3 separate regions of the Homo sapiens genome follow, and regions 1 and 2 are each linked to region 3. A link is a loop called in an ENCODE intact Hi-C map of the cell type or tissue named here. Cell type or tissue: PC-9. All regions are shown on one strand.

Region 1 (8,000 bases), 1.5 Mb after region 3:
TAAGCCCTGAATTTACCACGAAGATTCACCCTTCTCTGTGCTCCTTCTTTCTACCTGGATTGCTCTTCGTTTCTTCCTTGACTTCCTGGTGGAAACCTATGTTTATTTAGTCTCAGGTCAGGCATTATCTCCCAATAGAAATGAGCACTCTCTTTCTCGTTTTTGGCCCCCACTGTACATCATCCATCCATCATCTGAAACACTAGTGCATTTATTTGTTTAAATGTCTGCCTTCATGTGATAGATTTGGAACACCTTCACATTTTTTAGTTCTGAGCACATAATATTTATGGCCAATGGTGTTTATTGAATAAAATGAATACTTTTATTTTTCTTTAAATGAGACAGGGTCTCACTTTGTCACCCAGGCTGGAGTGCAGTGGTGCGTTCTTGGCTTACTGCAGCCTTGATCTCCGAGGCTCAAGCGATCCTCCCACTTCAGCTCCCCAAGTAGCTGGGACTACAGGCGTGTGCCACTGTGCCCGGCTAATTTTTGTATTTTTTGTAGAGGTGGGGTTTTGCCATGTTGCCCAGGATGGTCTCAAATTCCTGGACTTAAGTGATCTGCCTGCCCCGGCCTCCCAAAGTGCTGGGTTTACAGGCATGAGCCACTGTGCCCAGCCAAGTAAAATGAATACATTTTACAGTTAATCCAAGAGCACACAGGACTCCAGGACTGTCTGAATGCTATGCTCTTCTGTTATGCTCCCTGCAAGAAACTGCGACATAGAAATATTAGGCAAATTGTTGACCACAGTGGAGTACCCTCTGTCTTAGCAATGGCCCCAGAGAACTATCCCAATGCATATATACTTCAAAAAATATTAAAATCACGCTGTGTAGACAGTTGGTACCTCGCTGGTTGTTTTTGTTTTTGTTTTTGAGATGGAGTCTCACTCTGTCACCCGGGCTGGAGTGCAGTGGTGCGATCTTGGCTCACTGCAGCCTCTGCCTCCGGGGTTCAAGCGATTCTCTTGCCTCGGCCTCCCCAGTAGCTGGGATTACAGGCACCTGCCACTATGCTTAGCTAATTTTTTGTATTTTTAGTAGAGACTGGGTTTCACCATGCTGGCCAGGCTGGTCTTGAACTCCTGACCTCGTGATGCACCCACCTCTGCCTCCCAAAGTGCTGAGATTACAGGCGTGAGCCACTTGCCTAACCAGTACCTTGCTTTCTATAACTATTATATTCTTGGGCGATTATTATTTTAAGAAATATTTATGTAACTAAGTATTATTCCATTATACTACGATCATATTTTAAATCTACTGTTTTCCAAACAGTGGCTCACAACATATTAATTGGTAGGTTTAGTGGGTTGTAATCAACATTTTAAAAAATGAAATTGTATGCATTATATGTAGTTAACAATATGTATTGTCTCATGAAGATTTTACTTCAGATCTCTCCACACAGACACACACACATAAATGTATGTTTACTGTGTGGATATAAATGAATAGTGTAATTGGATTATAATACACCTTTTATTTCTTATTGAGGATCATGGTCAAAAAAGTTTGAAAGTTGCTGTTTTAAACATTCTTCAACAGGAGGAAATTTGGGTCATTGTATTTTTTACTATTATAAATAACACTGTAATGGATTTCCCAGGGGATAATTTCTTAAGTTTGTTTCCTTAGAAAGGATAGATAGGGAAAATATTTGGGCCAGAGAATATGAGCTTTTAGTCTCCTGATATCTATTGCCAAATTATTTTCTAGAAAGATTATAGCAAGTTATACTACCAGCAACATCATATGTGCTCAGGTGAATTTTTTAGTATTGGGCTCTGACTAGTGAACATTCTCAGGCATTACAGGAGGGAGCAATGCACATTCCAGGGCAGAGAAATCAGAATAATCAAGGAACTGAGATGGGGTTGTTGAAAGTGTTTATTAACTTTGATTATAGCAGGTAGTGTTGTTCATGGATAGTTGGTGAAAGAGAGCAGTAATATAGTCAAATAGTTTAGGGCCGGAGATCAGGGGTTTTACATGCACTGCTAAGTTTTTGTCCTTTATTCTTGGGAACTGAAGCACCATAAGGTTTGAAAGCAGAAAGTGAAGTGATGACGTCAGCCCTATATTACAGAATGAGAAAGTGGAGGAGAAACTAAGTTTCATAAGCTAGCTGGGTGATTATTTCAATAATTCAGGCAAGAAATGCATGTGCCTGGGAACCCAGTCTTGCTTTCCAATGGAGAAATCAGATGACAAACTGCCCAGTATACTCCATGAGACTCTAGAGTGCTCTCTAGCCTCTAGCCCCAACGCAGTGGTTGAAATCCTCTGATGGCCTGGGTTTGGTGATATTTCTGGAGCAATTTGATGATGGGATGGGACACAATCCAAGTATAGGGCCATTGAAAAACACACGTAAAAAATCACAGTATATTCTGCTCAAAACTCAGCCATTTCTGATGGACAAAACTTGGAAACTATTAACTTGACTGAGGGGTGAGAGTCGGGGCAGGAAATCCATTTGTGGATTGAAGATTCTGATTTGGATGACTGTGAATGACTTTAATATTTGAATATGGCATTTATGAATACTGGGGAAATAACAAGGGCTCAGGGAAAATGCAGGGATGCCAACTGCTAAATGTCTCATTTGTTCTGTAGTTCTGTCTATTGAACAGAATCAGATATAAAATGGAAGATATATACCTCTATATATTAAGTGACTGAGGCAAACCTGGAAAGCTGAATTGTGCAAAGCCACAGTGCACACATTTTCACTATTTTTCCTTTCTGCTTTGCTTTTCTCCGGATTTTATTTTTTCAACAAATATTTAAGATTTTTAAATATTTAAAACTACAAATTAAGCACTTACTATGTGCCTGGGACTGTTCCAGGTGCTGAAGATGTGGAAGCAAACCAAATTCTGTCCCCTCAAATAAACTTACATTCTAGAAATCCTAACATAGATCAAGATTAGGATAGCCACTCTAGCAGTATCAAATCATAGATATATGTGTGGCACTCTAACCAGAAAGTTCTATTCTTTACCATCCTACACTGTAGATAAATGGGAGATTATGATTTTGCGGCTATTGAGACTGTTGAAGCTGATTATTCTCTTTCAGTCAAAATCTACTTAGTATGGAACACACCTAAGTTATGCTAATATGCATATTAGACCCTGGTTCCTCTTTAACAATAGCAGAATGTGTTCTGGGATTGGATTTGGGAAATACAGTACTTCCTTCAGCTGACCAGCTGTGCAATCTTAGTCAATTGACTTAACCTCTCTAGACTAGTTCCACTTTTCTGAAATGAGTACAATATCTGCCCTACTCATTATACAAGGTAGTTATAAATTTCAAGTGAGATTACAGATATTTAAAAAAATTTCTTTGAAAAGTACAAGGAGTAAAACAAATACAAGGTTACTGTTATCCCCCATGTTTTTAAATAGTCCTAAAACACGCTTGTCCAGCTATAAGGGCAACCAAGTTCATCATGACTGTTGATCCGGGAAGGAGCAAAGAAGGTAGGGAGAGGACAGTGTGCTGTTAGGGGCAGCTTTGCATCAAGAAGATCCAACTCTGAGGGATAGTCATAGGACTTGGGGGATATCAAAACAACAGAACAAGTAACGCTTTTGAAAATTCTACTTTAACAGTCTGCCAGTCTCCAGCAATTAGCACATAACCATGTCCCAAAGACACTTCCTGACAAATAGGGAGTCAAGGGGATGCAGTGGGAAGAAATATGCCGCAAAAACAGTCATCTGCAATGTAACATGAAATGGTGCAATGTTTTTTGTTTTTTTCTTTTTGCTTTGTGTTGTTTTATCTAGGTTAAAATGTAGGTGATGTTATAGGATGTGCATTACACTTTTTCACTTTCTTGTTACTTTTAGATCTGGGGCATTGATTGTTCAGTAGCTGTAGGGTGACACTTACTGCAAATTCTATGAAACTGCAACCCTTAAAAATTCAACATTTGGGTTGAATATTTGAAGCGTGATGAATTAGTAATGACAGATCCTACAAGCCCCACATGAAAATCAGTTTCACTGTGCCATGGAATACTCATTCTTCTTTAATTGATGTGCTTCTGTAAACGGAAAGCCAGTTATGAATTATACTTGAGTGCTCACACTGTGCCCTGTGCTGCCCCCAGGTGGTGGAGGAGGCAGTGGGCCGACTGGGTGGTGCACTGGATTGGAATCATCACATTGCCAGCTGTGTGCCACTCTCTAGCTCTCTAACTAAACCCTACCTTGCCTACACAACTGGATTGTTATGTGGATTAAATATTGTGTATGTAAAAGCTCTGTAAATTCTGTGCATAAAGTGGTTTGCATTTTGCATATATTTATAGATCTAACTTACACCACAAGCCTGGTAAGTAAGTTGTCTTTTATCCATATGTTGAAGACAAAAAAAAAAAAAAAAAGCATAGGAAGGTTAATTGGCACAACATCACAGAGACACTAAGTGGCAGAGCTGGGATTTGAATCCCAGCTTCAATATGGCTCCATAGTCTTATGTTGTTGTTATTTATACTATACAATCTCTGTGTAATTTTTTATTGCTATGTAAATTATCAGAGTTTAGTGTCAGGAAAGCACCATGAGGACTGAGGTTGCCTCTCAAAGGCAACTATAGTTGAATGAAGGAGCTGAGCCTAAGATTACTAAATCTGAGCTTCAGAGCAAATGTGAGCTCTACAAGGGAAAAAGCACAGGGCATGTGGTTAAAATTAAATCTAAGCTCCAAGGGGCCTGATGGAGGAACAGGTTAGACCCTCAGAGGAATCCGGGATCTGGCCACAAGCATTGAGAAGCTGGCTAAATGGACTTGCAGATTCAGAAGTGGGAATCCAGTGGAATTCCACTCCTGTGATACTATGATTATGGTGTAAGTAGAAAAAGAACTGGTCATCAAGGTGTGACTGGATGGACAGCTATTAGTACCTTCCTAATCTCCCTTGCCTTGGGATTGCATGGAATCCAGGGTTTCTGGGCTGTTTAAATCTACAAGTGGCAGTTAAATGGATGTATGTGATGTGTGCCACATCCCTTCTTTTGGAGACCCATCTTCCTTCATTCTGTGTGGCTCGGGTGGGGCTGAACAGCCTCTTCATTCTACCCTCAGGTCCAGAGAGGAGCATGTGGCCAGGCCTGGGCAATCAGAGCTTTGTTTGCCTGAGCTATTGAAAACAATGTTGGTTAGAGTTGGTTCCATTCCCCTGGCCTCAGTGATTGATTCATGGAGGATCATGTGACATCATCAGGACCAATCAAAGCTATTGAAATTGCATTGTCTTTTCTTCTGTGACTGTGAGGTGTAAGCACAACATAAGCTGCAACTACATGTGGGCCATCTTCCCCAAAGTATCTTTTTGGAGAGGATGAGCCCAACATGCAAAGAAATGCAAAACTTAGCACACACCATACTATTTATTTAAGTTCCTGGATCCAGCCCTATGTCAAGGGTCTAGCTTTAGATCTGCACTGTTTAATATGATTGTCATTGGCACATGTGGCTATTGAGCACATAAAATATAGCTAGGCCAAGTTGAGATGGCTGGAAATGTAAAATGCATACCACATTTTGAAGATTTTGTACACAAATTTTCAAATGTCTCAATAATTTTAACATTCTGATTACATATTCAAAGTAGAATAATTTTGGATATACTGAATTTAAAAAATACATTCCTAGAATTAATTTTACCTTGACCTTTCAGCTTTCCAAAGTGTGTCTACTGGTAAGCACTTTTAAAATTATGTATGTGTCTCACACTATATTGGCTAGTGCTTCAGAGACAAAAGCCAATCGCCTTTTTCACTAATTCTAATTTGACTTGAGTTTTTGTCACTTGCAAATGACAGAGTTAGGACAGGCCCATATTGGGTCCCAGCTTGGGAAGTTAGGAAGACACAGGACTGGGAAGCAGAGTCTTGCCTAAGTCATCAGGTGGAGATCGCAGAACATTTGGCTCTCCATGTAAGTGGCTTTTGTGACCTCCCAAATCACATTTCTTTTCCTCATTTTTCTTCTGAGTTCTAGGCACAAATTTCCAGATACCGGCTAGATCTTTCTCTTTATCCATTCCATTACCACACAATCAATATGTGCATAAGCAAGCCTCCAGGTCCCTGTGCTCAACCGTACTGAAAGATTCAGTCATCCTTGACCTCACCACCCTCCCCTGCCTTTTGATTTCCAATCAAAAGACTTTTGCGCCAGGATGAACTTTAAGTTCCTCTAGTTGGGTATAATCTCATTTCACAGATATAAAAACTGATGAGTCAGAAAGCCAGTGGAATCATTCTCCATGCTCTTTGCCTGCCATGGCCCTTCCCCAGTGACAGAAGCAGGCAATTTCTTGATTTCTGCCTCTACCTTTCCCTGCCTCCTCTGACTTCTCTTATAGCTGCTTGGGTTAAATAATCTGCTTGATCACACTGCCCCCTTGTGGCACCAACAAATGTTGGTTAGTAGTGCTGAGCAGAGGAACCCAGGAAAAGTGGAGTCAAGGATTAGAGAAGCTATGTTAATTTTATCTCTGTTTGCTTATTTGTTGTTATGCAAGAGGAGGCATATATTTTGGACTCATTTACTTATCAAATTAGTATTAGAGAACAAGCCATATTCAATAAGTTAAAAATAACATACTTCAATGTTAAGGGTGAAAGAGAAGAAAGAAATAGAAAGGGAATCATTAGGAGTAAGAGATGAGGACAGACCTCAAGAGTGAGACAGAGAAAGAATAACAAAAGGATATTTTCAAAAGAAAGAGACAAGGAAAGATGCTGTGAGAAGCACAGAGACACACAGGAAAAGAGACCTTTAAATGAAAAAAGCAGTCACTGCAGAGTGAGTGTTCCGCAGAGGCCAGTGTTGTCTTCCCAAGAAAGATTTCTAGAGGGTCAAGAGAAGGGCTGGGGTCCTTTTTGGGTGGTGATAGAATAGATGGGCCAGCTGAGGGAAATCGTGAATTGGACTTAGGGAACTTACAGCTCAGACTCTGGACAAAGCTAGGCAGGCAGGGCAGGGTGGATGGTTTCAAATACAACTTGATGTTCCCTCTCATAGCTCCTGAGGCTTAGTGCCAAAGGGCTGTCTCTCAACTTCCTGTGGAAGGCACTGTAAGAGACTGAAGATGGAGGTTACCAATGGAAGGGTACACTAGAAGCCAGTGACAAAGCATGTCCCTCCTGTGTCAGACCATATTTGTCAGCTCCAGCTGCCATAACAATCTGCTATGGACTTGGTGGCTTAAACAACAGAAATTAATTTTCTCACAGTTCTGGAGGCTGGAAGTCCAATACCAAAGTGGCAGCAGGATTGGTTTCTGGGGAGGCCTCTCTTTCTGACTTGCATGTGGCTGCCTTCTCCTGTGCCGTCTCATGGCCTTCCTTCTGTATGCACATGGAAGGAGAGTGATCTCCAGGGTCTCTTCCTCCTCTTATAGGGACACGAGTCCCATCCGATTAGGGGCTCACCCTTAAAACTTCATTTAACCTTAATTACCTCCTTAAAGGGCCTGTCTCCAAATACAGTCACATTTCGGTTAGGGCTTCAACATATGAATTGAGGCAGGGGATGCACAATTTATTCCATACCAGGACCATGTTAGAACATTGGAACCTTGGTGATAAGAAAGCCTCTCCCACCTCCACAGTGTGGCAGGCACGGGAAAGAGCAGCAAAACACCAAGGGATGGAGGGATATGACAAGGAGGTAGCAAGGGGCTGGAGCAGGTGGCTGGGGGGACGAGGTCTGCTCCTTCGGAGGTTGTCAGGTCTTCTCATCATCTGCCATGCAATAGTGATAGGAAGAACAGGGTAACTTCAGTCCTGGGGGGATCAGAGGTGGAATTTTCTCCATTACCATAAAGATGAACTTGTAGTGACTCTCCAGCACAGTGACCCACTCATAGAGCTCTATCATGGAAAGGGAGGAGCTCTGGCAGAGTGGGGCTCTTAGCATTTTCACTGGCAGAGGCTTGGTTTTGTTTTTAAAATTATTCATACCTT
Region 2 (8,000 bases), 52 kb before region 3:
ACTTGACTCTACAGAACTGACCGTGTCTGATGTGCACACGTTATATTACTCTAGACCAGTGGTTCTCAACCGGTAGTGATCTTGTCCCCAGGAAACACCTGACAAAGTCTGGAGACATCTTTGGTTGTCACAAATTGGGGAGTGCTACTGGCATCTAGTGAATAGAGTTCAGGCTATTTGAAAAGGCTTCAAAAGGGAGGATCTAACTCAGGCTTGCGGGTTAGAAAAGGCTTCCTGAAAGAGGCATATCTAAGATACACCCTGAACTACCAGTGAAAGTTAATCAGCTAAAGGATATGGTGGTTCATGGCTTTCTGGAGACTTTCCCCCTTCTTCCTTGATGTTGACCTCAGTCCAGCACATGTATGAATTCCTCACATTTTTCTGGGTGACAAGATTTAGATAAGTAGCCTCATTCTCAGCCCTGGCCTCCAATATTCCCAGCTTCTCTTCCCCATTCCCCTGCCCTACTGCTGAGGGGCCCCCTGCCTTGTCGTTGGACACCACTACATACAACCTGGGGCTCATCCTCACTCCAACACCTGCAGCTACATCAGGTGGTACCAGGTTTCCCACCTTCATCACTCCCTGCAAGAAAGTAGCCACCTCAAAAGTGCCAAAGAACCGTTATTCTAGAAACAAGTTAATTTGAGTTCATGCATTTATTGGTCTGTCCCTCACTGTTTACCTTCTTAAGCACTGGTTCTCAAATGTGGCTTCACATTAGAATCACACAAAGTTTTAAAAATGACTATGTCCCCAGAGATTCTGACTTTGTTGGTACGGGTGCAGCCTGAGCTGCAGGAGTTTTACACTCCTCTCAGATTATTCTAAGAGGCAGCAAACACCAAGGACCACAAAGCCCTGTCCAAGCATGTTGGGCCGCAACATGGAAGCAGTACACTGATGCTCTCTGGCCCCACACATGCAGCCAATGCTCTCCCACATAATCTTCCCACCTTGCCCATCTGCTCCGACTAGTCCTGCCTTGGTCCCCATGGAATTTTCCATTCATTACTCTTAATTTTGAACAGCATTATCAGTTCTCCCTTTCAACTCAGGGTCTGTTCAGTTGCCTTAATCACCTTCCCATTCCCTATATTCTATTCTACCCAAGTACAACCTTACTTCTGCTTCCCCACAACATAAGATCGTTTATCTTCTTATCACATTCCCCTATGTGTAAATTTATTGCTGCAGTGGCAATTTACCACATACTTATTGACTTAACACATAAATTTATTCTCTTACAGAAATGGGTTTCACTGGGCTATAACCAATGTGTCATCAGGGCTGTATTTCTTCTGGAGGCTCTACGGGAGGATCCATTCCCTGACCTTTTCAGCTCCTAGAAGCTGCCTGCATTCTTCGGCTTGTGGCCCCTCCCACCATCTTCAAAACTAACAGCATAGCATCTTCTAATCACTAGTTCTCTGACCTCTGCTTTGTCACTTCTCTTCCTCTTATTCAGACACCCTGTCTCCCTCTTATGAGGACCCTTGGGCCAATCTGGATAATCCAGAATAATTTTCCCATCTCAAGATCCTTTACTTAGTCATATCTGCAAAGCATCTTTTGCCATGTAAAGTAACACATTCACAGGTTTGGGAAATTAGAACATGGATATAGATATCTCTCTGGGGGTGGGGGGTGCATTCTTCTATCTACCACACCCTGTTAAGGCAGCTGTCAGCTTTGTAATCTGTCAGCTTTCAAATACCTAGAGGTTCTGAGATCTTTAAAGATGGAGACATTGTAACACTGGACTTTTTGGACCTATTTCCAGTAAAATGAGAAGGATGAATCAAGCCAGCACAGCAGGTGACGTTGGTGGTGATAGTAGTGATTTTGCACCCCTCACCCTGGGGATATCTGACAATGTCTGGAGACATATTTGGTTATCTCATGTGGTGGTGGTAGTAGGAGGTTACTACTGGCATCTAGGTGGGTTGAGGCCAGCGCATGCACAGAACAGCCCCTCTACAACAAAGAATTATCTGGCCCCAAATGTCAATAGTGTCAAGGTTGAGAAATGCCGAATTAGACCATTCCTACTCAAAAATGTGGTCCGTTAACCAGCAGCCTGAGTATGACCTAAAAGCATTTTAAAAATGCAGAATCTTGGGCTCTGGCCCAGAGCTATTGAATCAGGGTATGCATTTTAACAAGATCCTCAGGCTATTCTATACATATTAAAGTTAAAGAGCAATGGACTAGAGCAATGATTCTCCACCTGGGCTGCATATTAGAATCACTTTAAAAAAAGACAGTAACCTGAGTGTAAGACTCAGATCACAGATTAATTAAATCAGAACCTCTGGATGTTGGAAACCAGGCATTGATATTTGTTAAAAGAACTCCCGATGATTCTAATGTGTAGTCAGGATTGAGAAGCTCTGTCCTATGATCTCTGAAGCTCTGCTATTCAAAGTGTTGTTGGTGGGCAGATATAGCAACATCACCTGGGAAAATTTTAGATGCACAGACCAATCTTTTGCTCTACCCCAGAACTTTTGAATCAGAAGCTGCATTTAACAAGATGCCCAGGTAATTCCTATTCACATTAAAATTTGAGAAAAAATCCTATTTCTTTTCAAAATATAAAATACAGATTTTGCTGAGGCCATTTACCATATTCCTAAGGAGGGAACTATTCAAAATCTTGTTTAAACAATGCTCTTCTGTTTCCAAATACTGTATATTGCATGACTATATTTAGTTTTGTTATTCACAGGTAAATTACTACATTTTAAGCAACTCACAGCTTGTCAGCTTCCAGGAACAAGGCTTTCTAAACAACGTGGTGTGTGGAAAAGCACTCTCCATGGAGAGGCAGGAGTGCAGTTAGCAATGAGAAACTTGGCCAGGATTTGCTTGGCAAAGAGGTGTTTCTAATAGAGCCCACGCCTGGGTTGTGCCAAAGGGAAGAGAGAAATGAGTTACAGAGCAAAGGCAGGCAGGGAGGAAGCCCTGATGATAGCACTTAAATTAGAATGAGAGGTTGCAGAGCTGGGAGTGGAGGTATGGATTTCCAGAGATCAGTACAGCCCTTGTCAGTCAAGGCTCAAAGTAAATTATGAGCAAACAAACTTTATTTTCTTTTTAATCTAAATAGAGTAAGAATAAGAGAGTGAGCAGGGCAAGAGGAGGAGCAACGTGTTCTACCTTCTCCTGGAAAATAAAAAAGGAGAAAGAGAAGAATTTGGAATTAAAAAAAAGTACTATCTAATCTTTGAAATAAGAATTACCATATCCATTTTATAAAGGATTAAAATGGAGGCTTTGAGAGATTAAGCTACTTGCCCAAGTACACCAACCTAGAAGTGGTTAATTTAAGCACAGTTTTCTCTAATTTCTGTTCATTACGGGCTGAAGGTGGATGTTACGGATTGAATTATGCCCATTCACTCCCCAATATTTATATGTTAAAGTCCTAAACCCCAGTACCTCAAACTGTAATCTTATTTAGACATAGGGTCTTTCCAGAGGTGATCTAGTTGAAGTGAGGTTTTTTGGGTGAGCACTAATCTAATATGACTGGTGTCCTTATGAAAAGGGGAAATTTGGAGACAGGTAGAAATGGAACATGGAGACACAGGAAGAAGATTGCCATTTATAAGCCAAGGATGGAGGCCTGAAACAGATTCCTCCCTCACAGCCCTCAGAAGGAACCAACCCTGCTTATACTGTGATTTTTGTCACAGGGTGGACCTCACAATTGGAGTTCGGCCTGGGAGCCACATGGGTTCTTGGCTTTGTGCAGGAAGGAATTCAAGTGTGAGCCAACAGAGTAAAGTGAAAGCAAGATTATTCAAAGTAAAGGAATAAAAGGATGGGCACTCCATAGGCAAAGCAGTGGCATGGGCTGTTTGACTGAGTACACTTATGGTTATCTCTTGATTATATGCTAAACGAGGGATGGATTATTCATGAGTTTTCCAGGAAAGGGGTGGGGAGTTCCTGGAGCTGAGGGTTCCTTCCCTTTTTAGGCCATATAAGGTAATTTCCAGACATTACCATGGCGTTTGTAAACTGTCATGGCGCTGGTGAGTGTCTTTTAGCATGATAATGCATTATAATTATAATATAATGAGCAGTGAGGACAACCAGAAGTCATTTTTGTCACCATCTTGGTTTTGGTGGGCTTTGGCTGGCTTCTTTACCACATTCTGTTTTATTAGCGGTGTCTTTGTGACTTATCTTGTGAAACCAGTTCTACTGACCTTCTATCTCATCCTGTAAGAATGTGTAACATCTTGGGAATGCAGCCCAGCAGGTCTCACCCTCTTTTCACTCAACCCTTATTCAAGATGGAATCACCCTGGTTCCAATGTCTCTTGATAATTTCAAGCTTCTAGCTGCTACACAATAAATTTCTACTGTTTAAGTAACCCAGTACTTGGTCCGGCAGCCCTAGAAAACTAAGTGACGCTAATAATAAGGGTTTAATCAAGAAAACAGGCCAGGCACAGTGGCTCATGCTTCTAATCCCAGCACTTTGGGAGGCTGAGACGGGGGGATTGCTTGAGCCCAGGAGTTCAGGACCAGCCTGGGCAACATGGCAAAACCCTGTTTCTACAAAACATACAAAGATTAATTGGGCATGATGGTGCAACCTGTAGTCCCAGCTACATGGGAGGCAGAAGTGAAAGGACTGCTTGAGTCCAGAAGGCAGAGGTTGCAGAGAGCCGAGATCATGCCACTTCACTCCAACCTGGGCAACAAGAGCAAGACCCTGTCTCAAAACAAAAGCCAAACCAGTTAATTTTTTTTCAGAAAGAATTTAACTTAAGAAACTGGTTAAACAGGTATTGGAAGACTATCCAGGTAAAGTGTGAATACATGTAATTGCAAGAAGCAGCCACCATTCCCAGGGCTAGGGGAACTAAGGGAAGAGGCAGCATGATCTGGATCTAGAAGCTTAGAAGGGAGGCCCTGCTGAGCTGAAGCCAGGCTGGGGGCTCTTTGTCACTGCTGGTGCCTCTGAACTCAGAGGAGGGACCCACGTAGCTGAAACTCAGATCTCTGAGGAGGGGGGACAGCTGGCTCGTGCTGGTGTCTCCAAAGTAACACTATGAGGTCGGCTCACAAGTATGGGAAAAATGGAAACCAGAACCAGTTTTTATCACCAAGGTGCAGAACTTTCCTAGGCAACACCGGCAACAACAAAATGCAAAGGAGTCCCAAGAAGCTCCTGCTGCCTTCCAGGCATCTTCCTTATTATAAAGGTGCAGATGGTCTTCCTTCAAAAGGTCCCTGCTGGACATCTCTCCTCCATGCCATTACCAATCACCCTAGAATGTGAGAAAGCTAATTTCTACCATCTGGTATACCACCACTTTTTAAAATTTCCTAAAATCCCTTTGTCATGACACTGCTCCCCACTTCAAAAACCTTTATTAACTCACGGCTCTCTCTCTATCCCCATTTTCTCTCCACCTTGACCGTCATCCCTAACTGGCAATGATTTCACTGATCCCCATTTAATACTCTTTTTTATTCTTCATGTTGACAGCTCCACACTCTCTCCATAAGCCCTTTCTTCAGTTGTCTGCCTCAATCTCAGCAGTTGAGATCATTTTTCCCAAAGAAAATATGCTGTCAGACAGCAACTCCTTAACTTCTCTCCCCTCTTCCTCTAAACTTAACTATCATGGCCCTAACTTCCCTCCTTCTTGCCTGTCCCAGAGGCAGAGCTTTCAGCCCTCCTGTACCGGGGTAACCTTCCCCTACGTGGGCCTCAAACCTGATCCCTCATACCTCTTCCCAGGCCTTGCTCTCTTGTCTTTATTTTGAATCTCACCCTTCCAAGAGCTACTTCCTCCCCACCTATAAATACACCCACATCTTCTCCTACCCTAAAAAAGGCTTCAAAAGACCCAGCTCCCTTTTCAAATTCTCATCCACACATAGCTTTGCTCCCCCACTTTCCAGTCACTCCTCCACTCATGCAGTCTGCCATCTATCACTGTCACTCAAACACCTTCCATCAAGATCAGCAATGATCGAATAGCCAATTTCACCGACCTCTTAGTAGATTCTAGGATGACTTTTCTTGGTGTAAGAGTAATACGCATTCATTATTAATCATGAACATTTTGGAAAATACAGAAAAAAAAATAGTAAAAAAGAAAGTCATTGAGAGGAGCTCCACTCCCATGGGGCATCTATGAGAGAACTGGAGTTCTTGGAATGAAAAACTAAAAAAGGAGAATAGAAATTGAAAACAGTTCAGAGGACACAAAATGTTGACACTGTAATCTCAACTATTGATAATCTTTGAGGAATAGTTCCGGATAATCAAGCATTCTGAATACCTAATACTCATCCCTGTAACCACCAAGATATTTGCCTCTTATCATATAAAGCTAAAAATCTATTTAAAAGATAACATACTCTCCTGTCTTCTGTGACAGAGGATACCAATCACAATTTAACCTTTTATTGATGGCTTAAGGTTATGACACAGTGTAGCAGAAACAATAATAGAACTGTATTTGTTACCTCTCCAGTATGGGCCAGGCCTGAGCTAGGTATTTTACATAGGTAACCTGAATATCATCACATGTCATTTCTGTAGCTCATCTGCATTTTGTAAATGAACAAACTGAGGCTCACAGAAGTTAAGTTATTTACAGACTGCAGCCCATCTTCTGCGCAGCAAGGCTTAGATTTGAAGCTAAAACGTTATGTTCTTTCTGCTGCACCAAGCTGCCTGCCCAGGGTGAGGAGCACTGGGTTCAATTCTGTGTCTTCCTGGAGACCTTGGAAAAGCTACACATCTGCCCTGGTACTAAATTACAAAGCCTCAAGTAGGTTTCTACTGCAGAATGCACATACCAAAGAAGCCGTTTCTTATCATTTGGGCTTCAGTGTAGTCTTTGTATTTGCGTGCTAGGACACCTTAACAAAGTATCACAGACTGTGTGGCTTAAACAACAGAAATTTACTTTCTTAGAGCTCTGGAGGCTGGAAGTCCCAAGACCAAGGTGTTGGCATATTTGGTTTCTTCTGAGGCCTCTGTCCTCGGCTTGCATGCGGCCGCCTTCTCACTGTGTCCTCACATAGCCTGTTCTCTATGGACACACATTCCTGGTGTCTTTCTATGTGTCCAAATTTCTTCTTACAAATAGGACACAAGTTAAATTGGATTAGGGCACTCTAATGGCCTTGTTTTAACTTAATCATCTCTTTAAAGGGCCAATCTCCAAATACAGTCATACTCTGAGGTACTGTGTGGGGTGAGGAAAGTATGATGTGGGATGTACACAAATCAGGCCATTACAGTCTATGCAAAAAAAATGGAAGAGTTGAGATCCAAAGTGTGGCTTTTAGTTATCAAAAGCTAATGTCCCAAAAGACTCAGGACATAAAATCATGTCATACTATTATTCTTATGTCATATTGTTAAATTATGAATCCCATATTTTATAATTGGGTTAGATTTCTTTAAATTCCCACTGAGACTTAAAACACTATGATTGATTATAGTACTAGGTACAAGAACAAATGAGAAATTTAAATCATTATATTTACACTAATGTCCTTTGACAGCATTAATTTTTAAAATGTTTTTACTTGATTTTTGTTGTACTTCTGACTCCCTCACTGCTATCATGCTATCAGGAGCTTTTCTTACTCTTTGCAATATACAACCAGATCCTTCTGTCATTTTCCAACCCCATCGTAGCCCAGAAACTTGATAACCGAGGTGCCCACATATGTAAATCAATAGGCTTTGTTTGAAGGTTTAAGGGGCTTATCCATGAGTCAACTCTGTTGCACAGCTTCCATGAAACCTCTTTTAGTGACTTGGAGACTTTGCTTGCCACCTTCTACCCCCAGCTGCATTTGAATTGTTTAGGGTGACCCAGCTGACTCAAGTTTCAGGTACACAAGATGTCATCTTGTAGAACTTTGGCAAGGGAAAATCTGTTACCTCTCCATAGAGGAAAACTTTGACATTGGCAAGCAAAACTCTAGGACATATTTAAATCCCC
Region 3 (8,000 bases):
GGTTTTGCTCTTTCTCTCTGCTTTTCTCAGGCCTGTGCTACTGGGTTCCAGAAGAGCTGCCTGGGAGCAACCAGCATCTCACCCCATACGCCCCACTGCAGACCTCCCCCTGCTCTCCCCAGTTCTGTGAATTCCTTTGTCCCCAGCTCCATGGTATTCTGTGTATATCTGAGGGGCCCTGGTGTTCCTGTGAAGTTTCCATGACTAATTCTGGCAAAGCAAAGAGAGCCTTTCTCACGTCAACAAAGCCACTCTGTCGCAGAATAGTGGCAAGTAGAGCCAAAATTCCACCTTGGCATAAGTAGAGCTGTTCTTTTTTAAAAGAGTTGGAAGGAGGAAAAGAATGGAGGGGACAGAGCCGGCCCACTTCATGTTAGTGAAATGATGGTATATTAAACTGACAGTTTTATGGCTTTGCTTATAAGCTTCCTTTCCTGCCAAAGCACACTGTTCTTCCAGAAATTATTTTACTTCAGAAGACTTTTTTTTAAACATTCAACGTGTATTTTATGTTCAGACTTAATTCTGGTTGGCCCAGAGACTCAGATGCACGATCACCTCTACTGGTAGTTTTGCAAATAACTTGCTTCTCCATTTGCTTGCAAAGATCTTTTTTGATTGCAAAAATCATTTCCATTTTTTAAGACCTTGGATTCAAGACATTTCCTGGCTTTGATTTGTAAAGAGGTAGAGTGGTTTAGTGGAAAGAGGCTGGGATTAAAGTCTGGAGACCTAGGGCCAGGCCTCAATTCTACAACTGTGAGATCTTGGACCAGTCACATGTAGCTGTGAGCCTCAGTTTTATTTTCACCATAGGATCTTAAATCTAGAAGGGCCTCAGAGGTATCCCCTGCCTGCCTATCTAAAAAGAATCAAAAATGACAGTAAAATTACAGATCAACCAGAATTGCTGTGCAAGTATGAATATTGCCATTCAATGGCTGACCGTTGCTCAGATACTTTCTACCTAGTAAAAAGTCAGGAATGTTCCCAGTCTGTCTTCTACCAAAGGGAGTTTGCAATGTGAAAATTAATGAGACCAAATCTCCAGAGCTTGGCTTGCAACACACGAAATGAAAACAACACGGAGACTGGTCAGGAAGATGATGCAGAAGGATAAAGCTAGAAATCTGATGTTTCTCCATTGCAGGCAGATATTTTGCTGATTTTTATCAATATATCTGAGTGTCCACACTTCCAAAACACACCCTCTACCCCCACTCAAATCAATTACATTCTCACAGGTACATTTAGACTTATAGGTTCATACTTTTGTGATATTGGACCTGCCTGTGACCTCATACTCCTAGAAAACATCCATGTGCCAATGTGGTTATCTACGCATACATGAAGTCCTCATACTGCTTTGGGACCTCATTCCTAAAATCATTACAGTGGTAGAACAAACACTTCTATTTGCAAGAACTGCATTGTACCTTGTGACCTCACCCTGTGCCAGCCCTTGGAACTGTCCCCACTCCCCAAAGCTCACTGCCTTGATTGTACCCCAAGAGGGAACCTTGAGGCTCTGGAGTCAGACTGGCCTTTGTTCTATTCCTGAGTCAGCTCTCACTAGTTATGTGGCCTCCATGCGTCACAGAGCTTTCCTGACTCTCCGATGCCTCTGCATCTGTTACATGGGACTAAAAATACAGAGACCTGCACAGAGGTTGTGAGGACAGAGATATCTGCAGAGCCTCACTCAGCTGAAGGTGCTAAAATTAACATTGGCCCTGGGTCCTAGGCCCTTGTCATCCCCGACTAGATTACAGTCTTAAACCTGGCCGGTTTTCCTGCTTGCAGCCTCTCTCCATCCAGGCTGCCTTGCACTTTGAATCAGAATTTCAGAAAGGACCCAACACAAATTAACATTCCAAAGCACCATATCCATCATGTTACCTACCCAATCCCAAACCTTCCAAGGTTCTCACTTCTCATAGTCGCTGTGGAGAGCCCCTCAGGTCAGCCATCGAGCGCCACCCCTCTCCCCATCATCACCTGCCACCCTGCTTCATCTCCCTCTTCCTCACCACGAGAAGGGTTGAACCCATGAGCATGTTCAACCCCTCTCAAGGTGTTCTTTTCCCCCACTCAGAATCAGTTTCTCAGTAGATGGGTAAGACTACCCACCACCCTAAGCAACTTTCTAGGCACCTCGGGGATGCACCTGACACTCCCACTCCCAGAGAAGATGAGGCTTGGAGAAGAGCTTTCAATGGCACAAAGCCTATCTCTCTGGAGAAAATTTTCTTCATTGTTGATTTCTGCATCAAAGCATGCCTGTGAATGGGGATCACTGGGGAGGGCTATGAGGCTGCAGGTGAGACCTCCCCCACATTGGTAGATCCCCCTACCCATGTTTTTGGAGCAGCCACCCTATTCTTCCACCTCCTGCACCACTTCTTGTTCCGAGGACAGAGCTGGGTGGAGCTGCAGGAGCCAACACTGCGCTTCTGCATTGCAGTGCTGGGCTGTGCAAGACAGAGAGAGATTGCCACCTATTGACAGACGTGTCACCTGCAAAGAGGAATGATTGTGTAACTAGTGGCTCCCCCCTTCTCTGTGTGCTCTTCAAACGGGCCTTTTGTTTTTTCCATTCAGTGAGTCCTTCTGTTCTCTATTATCACTGCAGTGCAAGGGAGGACAGGGAAAAACGGGGACATGACAGCCCAAGGTGGTAGTGACAGCATCTCAGTGGGAAAGTTGTCTGAAAATAAATTGCCCACTGTAGTAATAGCCACTTTCAGTTGTGTGGCAGGCACTGTGCTGCCTGCAGTACATCCCGTTTAATCCTCACAACAACCCTCTAAGAATCAGTACTCCCAGTTTTCACGAGGAAGCTGAGGTTTAAAGAGAGCACCTGGCCCACGACCAGCAAGTAAGGAATAGAGGTGGGATGTGGGTAATTTAAACCTAAATCTCTGACGCACTCTTAACGCACATTCTCCCGACACTTGCTAATTATGCAACTCACACCCCCATCATAATTTCCTTACGTCATCTGGATATGAAAATAAATCAAATATAAACTGCTTTCCCTTTGGGCAGAATTCTAGCTCTGCCACTTTCTAGTTATTTAAGCCTCTGCTCTCTCACCTGTGAAATGGGGCTAGTAATGATGTCTAACTTAAGGAGTTATTGAAGAGCTTAAATCACATATAATAAAAATAGTAGGATGCCGGATATTTATAAATGGGAGTTTAGTTATCAGTGGTTGAAGATACGAGTTGGAATCCTAGCTCCTCTCATTTCTAGCTTTGGAAACTTGGGCAAGTTATCTGACCTTTCTGGTCTTCAATTTCCTCATCTATGGAATAGGGTTAATAATAATATACCTATTCTTGCAGGGTTTCCCTATAAGACAAAATCATGTGTATGAAAACATTTTGTAAATTGTACTATTCAAATATTAGTTGTTATAACTCAAAAGTTATCTGTTTCTTCAAATGGATTTTTGAGAACTATTCCTGAAAAATGACTTGGTTTAATTCAATCCGTTTTTAATACTTACTAAAAACAACAATGTAAGTTAAAAGGAGGTTCCATACATGCCACAGGCTTTTCTGCAAGTAGCTCTATAAGGCATTCCCATGAATAACAGGTTTCATATGCAGCTTGTTTTACAGTTGGTACTTCCACATGTATCTCACTGAATCTCCGCAGGGCAGGGTTGGCATTTACCCCTACTTTATAGATGAGGACATGTGAGCCTTAAAGAATGAAAATTACTAGTTAAGGACAGAGACTAGTGAGTGGAGGTTTGTGGGTGTTTGCCTGTGGAGCTGTGTGCGGGTGTCTTTGAGTGCAGGCATGTGTCTGAGCATGCTTTTTTATGCATTTGTGTGTCCATAACTCATGGGAACAACTCGTCAGCAAAAACCTTTTCCTCTTCCTTTTTCGTGTTGCCTTACATTGTCAGGCACAGTTTCCACAAGAGGGCCCTGCCTGGAGAATATCCTTGATTTTTATCTCCACTCTCTGTTTAGGAAAACAAAAGCTCTCCAATCCCCGCGGACTTCTGGGAATTACTTCCTCTTTCTTCCCCGCCTGCTAGCTTTCTTGAATTCGCCTTAGCAACATTCAAAAAAGAATTGGTTTATCAACAGCATGTGAACCAATGAAATGTGAGCTGAGAACGGCTTCTAGACCAATGGGAGCCCTGCATGACCAGCAAGCTGGCTTGGGACAGAAAATAATGACCTGGAGTTTGCAGAGCAGCCTCTGGGTGGCAGCAGACTAGCTGTATTGGATACAGCACCTCAGCTCGAAAGCCTCTTCTTTCTTTTTGCTTTTTTCCCCTAATCTTGAGTATAAAACATTCACCAACTATAAGAATTGTACTGTTACAAGACTTGTGGGTGTGAGTTCTCTGCATAATGTGGTAGACATGGCCTGGAGGGTGGACTGTCTGGTTCCATCCCTGCCTTACCCCAGCCAGCCCCATGACCCCATCGTGCCTCCTGCAGTCTTTGTTGGTTTTGTCACAGCATCTAGCCCAGTAGCCTTGAGTCTGGAGGTCTTTCGTGATTTTGCCTGCCCAGCCAGTCAGGATGAGAAGCTGGGGAAATCACATTCTCCTTCATGCAACCACCACTACCCCTGGGTTGAGTGGTGAATGAGGTGGGGCTGGCTTTCTGCCACCAGTGAATGGGAGGGAAGGGATGAGCCACCAACAGATCAGTGCCTGTCAATACCCCCACATTCTCAGGTGGCATACACTGAGACCATTCCCTGCCTTGTCAGTTCTGCTGCACACGTCTGAACAGGGGAATGCCTGACTAGCAAATGATTTGAGAATAGTTCTACTTTCAGGCAGCTTCGCCCTCTTAATCTTGAAGACAGTGGCAGACATGGGTAGGGGCTAAATGGGACCATAGCAAAAATAGCGAATCCACGTTTCCAATGGTTTAGCCATCCTTCTTTTGCCCTTTGAGATGATAATGCCTAGAACACCATTCAGTCAGGTTTGGGTCCTTCAGATAGTCATAGTTCTGTACAATGTTTCCATTTCTGCCTGACTTACTCCTCTCACCCTTTAAGAATCAGTTAAGACCTAGTATCTTCAGAAAGTATCCTTTGAAAAATTCTCACCCTCTTCCTCCCCTCCAGCTCCCTGGTGATCCTGTTCTTGCACTTCCTGTGTTGTTTTCCAAATGTCTCTTTCTTTGTGAGTTTCCTCTGAGAGTCATGGAGCTTCCTGAGGACAGGGTCTGTCCTTTGTATCTCCATCTCAGCGTAGTGTTGGCATAAAATTGGTGCTCAACAAGCATTTTTAGAAGAAAGGAAGCATGCAAGAAAGGAACTCTTGCTCTTTGAGAAACATATTAGGGACTCAGAAGTACCTGAACCTGGGCTGAAGCAGTATCTGGGAGTAGGGCACTAGCTGTTGGAGGCAACGTCTCCAACAGCTGTTTAAGACCCAACATCTAGCTGTTTAAGACCATGAGCCATGACTCCAGAGCAAAGCCCAAGCCTGAAAGATAATCTCATTATGGGCTCATTCCATAATGGGTTCATCTCAGTCACACGGTTTCCTTTATGATTGTATGTTTTAGGAAGAGCTAAGGAGCAAATCCAAGATCTGTGCCAATGTGTTTTGTGGAGCCGGCCGGGAATGTGCAGTCACAGAGAAAGGGGAACCCACCTGTCTCTGCATTGAGGTAAGTCCTGATGTCGGGAGCCAGAGGACAGTGGCCAAGGCCAATGTGGTACCTTGCGGAGCCACCCATCAGCAGGCAGTGCCAATGATTTCATTCTCTTTATAAAAGCATTCTTCATCCCCCTGAAAAACGTGGAATTCTTATTCCAGATTCCTGATTTTTAAAGCATGGATATTTTTTCTTTTAAAAAAATTTAGCTTTATAAGATTTTTTAATTAAAAAATAAGAATTGTTTTATATAAGTCAAATAGTACAGACATTTACACAAGCATAAAATTATAATCTTCCCCCATAACCCTTCAATCCCTTAGTCTGAAGTAACCAGCGTTAACAATTTGATACATGTTCCACATGTTTTTCTTTTCTATGTTACTATAAGCATAGGGTTTATATGCTACTGTAGACATAATGGTTCCCCCTATTTTATGCAAAAATGGGATCATGATATGGATATAGATATATACAGTTTGTATTCTTTACTCATTAATTTATCAGGGACAACCCTCTAGATCAGCACATATACTTTTAACTCATTTAACTCATTGTAGTGGCATAATGTTTAGTAATATAAAAGAACTAGATTTATTCAATCATTTTCCCATAGATGGACATTCAGTTGGTTCTTTGGGTTGTTTACCACTATAACCAATAACATCCTTGTGCAAATACCCTTATATGCCCCTGCCTTTATTTCTGTAGCATTGATTGACACCAGGGCTTGCTAGGTCAGAGGATATGCAAATTTTTAAAAACAGTAGATGAGATGCAGGGTTTTTTTTTTTTAATGTTTTTTTTTTTTTGAAAAACAAACATGAATATGTATTTATTCCATTGTATAAAAGCAATAATTTAGAAATTAAAAGAACGTTGCAGAGATCTCTAAATAGAGCTAAAGATTTTTTTTCTTTCTTTTTTTTTTAATTTATTTATTTTTTATTGATAATTCTTGGGTGTTTCTCACAGAGGGGGATTTGGCAGGGTCATAGGACAATAGTGGAGGGAAGGTCAGCAGATAAACAAGTGAACAAAGGTCTCTGGTTTTCCTAGGCAGAGGACCCTGCGGCCTTCCGCAGTGTTTGTGTCCCTGGGTACTTGAGATTAGGGAGTGGTGATGACTCTTAATGAGCATGCTGCCTTCAAGCGTCTGTTTAACAAAGCACATCTTGCACCGCCCTTAATCCATTTAACCCTGAGTGGACACAGCATATGTTTCAGAGAGCACAGGGTTGGGGGTAAGGTCACAGATCAACAGGATCCCAAGGCAGAAGAAGTTTTCTTAGTACAGAACAAAATGAAAAGTCTCCCATGTCTACTTCTTTCTACACAGACATGGCAACCATCCGATTTCTCAATCTTTTCCCCACCTTTCCCGCCTTTCTATTCCACAAAGCCGCCATTGTCATCCTGGCCCGTTCTCAATGAGCTGTTGGGCACACCTCCCAGACGGGGTGGTGGCCGGGCAGAGGGGCTCCTCACTTCCCAGTAGGGGCGGCCGGGCAGAGGCGCTCCCCACATCTCAGACGATGGGCGGCCGGGCAGAGACGCTCCTCACTTCCTAGATGTGATGGCGGCCGGGAAGAGGTGCTCCTCACTTCCTAGGTGGGATGGCGGCCGGGCAGAGACGCTTCTCACGTTCCAGACTGGGCAGCCAGGCAGAGGGGCTCCTCACATCCCAGACGATAGGCGGCCAGGCAGAGACGCTCCTCACTTCCCAGACGGGGTGGCAGCCAGGCAGAGGCTGCAATCTCGGCACTTTGGGAGGCCAAGGCAGGCGGCTGGGAGGTGGAGGTTGTAGCGAGCCGAGATCACGCCACTGCACTCCAGCCTGGGCACCATTGAGCACTGAGTGAACGAGACTCCGTCTGCAATCCCGGCACCTCGGGAGGCCGAGGCTGGCGGATCACTTGCGGTTAGGGGCTGGAGACCGGCCTGGCCAACACAGCGAAACCCCGTCTCCACCAAAACCAGTCAGGCATGGCGGCGCAAGCCTGCAATCGCAGGCACTGGGCAGGCTGAGTCAGGAGAATCAGGCAGGGAGGTTGCAGTGAGCCGAGATGGCAGCAGTACAGTCCAGCTTCGGCTCAACATGAGAGGGAGACCGTGGAAAGAGAGGGAGAGGGAGGGGGAGGGGGAGAGGGAGAGGGAGTTTTTTTTTTAATGTTTAAAAAACAAAGAGAGCCTTTGATAAATACTTCTTTTGTAGGCTGGATTCTGACAAGTTCTGCCACTAAAGTGAACATAAATACCTTGGACATTCTGTTTTCTGTCAAAACAACCCATAGCCTGGAAACACGTCTTTCTGCAAATTAAATACAACCAATTTAGTCCCCAGGTTAAGGA

What was found. A loop is a pair of places that touch in the nucleus more often than their neighbours do. Peaks named below come from ENCODE experiments on the same cell type or tissue, not always from the same donor. Only the 100,000 strongest peaks of a DNase experiment are listed, where the experiment ranks them.
Region 1: a loop joins it to region 3, with 7 times the contacts of the local background. A loop is called at or near these places in 3 of 110 quality-filtered maps.
Region 2: a loop joins it to region 3, with 4 times the contacts of the local background. A loop is called at or near these places in 16 of 110 quality-filtered maps.

The regions. Positions count from the first base shown.
Region 1 is chr3:118,880,988-118,888,987 of GRCh38, reverse strand. No RefSeq gene overlaps it. Among named protein-coding and RNA genes, the nearest start is that of IGSF11-AS1, 58 kb to the left of the region's middle. In PC-9, CTCF peaks have their summits at 3,918, 4,117 (motif pointing left), 6,221 and 6,423 (motif pointing left); no DNase peak of the experiment used is centred here.
Region 2 is chr3:120,465,946-120,473,945 of GRCh38, reverse strand. No RefSeq gene overlaps it. Among named protein-coding and RNA genes, the nearest start is that of FSTL1, 19 kb to the right of the region's middle. RefSeq lists an enhancer at 3,217-4,138. In PC-9, no CTCF peak of the experiment used is centred here; DNase peaks (open chromatin) are centred at 4,245, 4,805 and 5,115; H3K4me3 peaks cover 2,005 bases; H3K27ac peaks cover 3,271 bases.
Region 3 is chr3:120,413,583-120,421,582 of GRCh38, reverse strand. It overlaps FSTL1 (follistatin like 1), which reads left to right. Exons shown (of 11, transcript NM_007085.5): 3 at 5,556-5,660. LOC124900546 (a long non-coding RNA gene) reads left to right here. Exons shown (of 2, transcript XR_007096030.1): 2 at 1-4,346. It also overlaps the pseudogene BTNL12P. Among named protein-coding and RNA genes, the nearest start is that of MIR198, 22 kb to the right of the region's middle. RefSeq lists enhancers at 4,312-4,481, 7,214-7,896. In PC-9, CTCF peaks have their summits at 2,296, 2,498, 4,226 (motif pointing right) and 4,259 (motif pointing right); DNase peaks (open chromatin) are centred at 2,472 and 4,122; H3K4me3 peaks cover 629 bases; H3K27ac peaks cover 504 bases.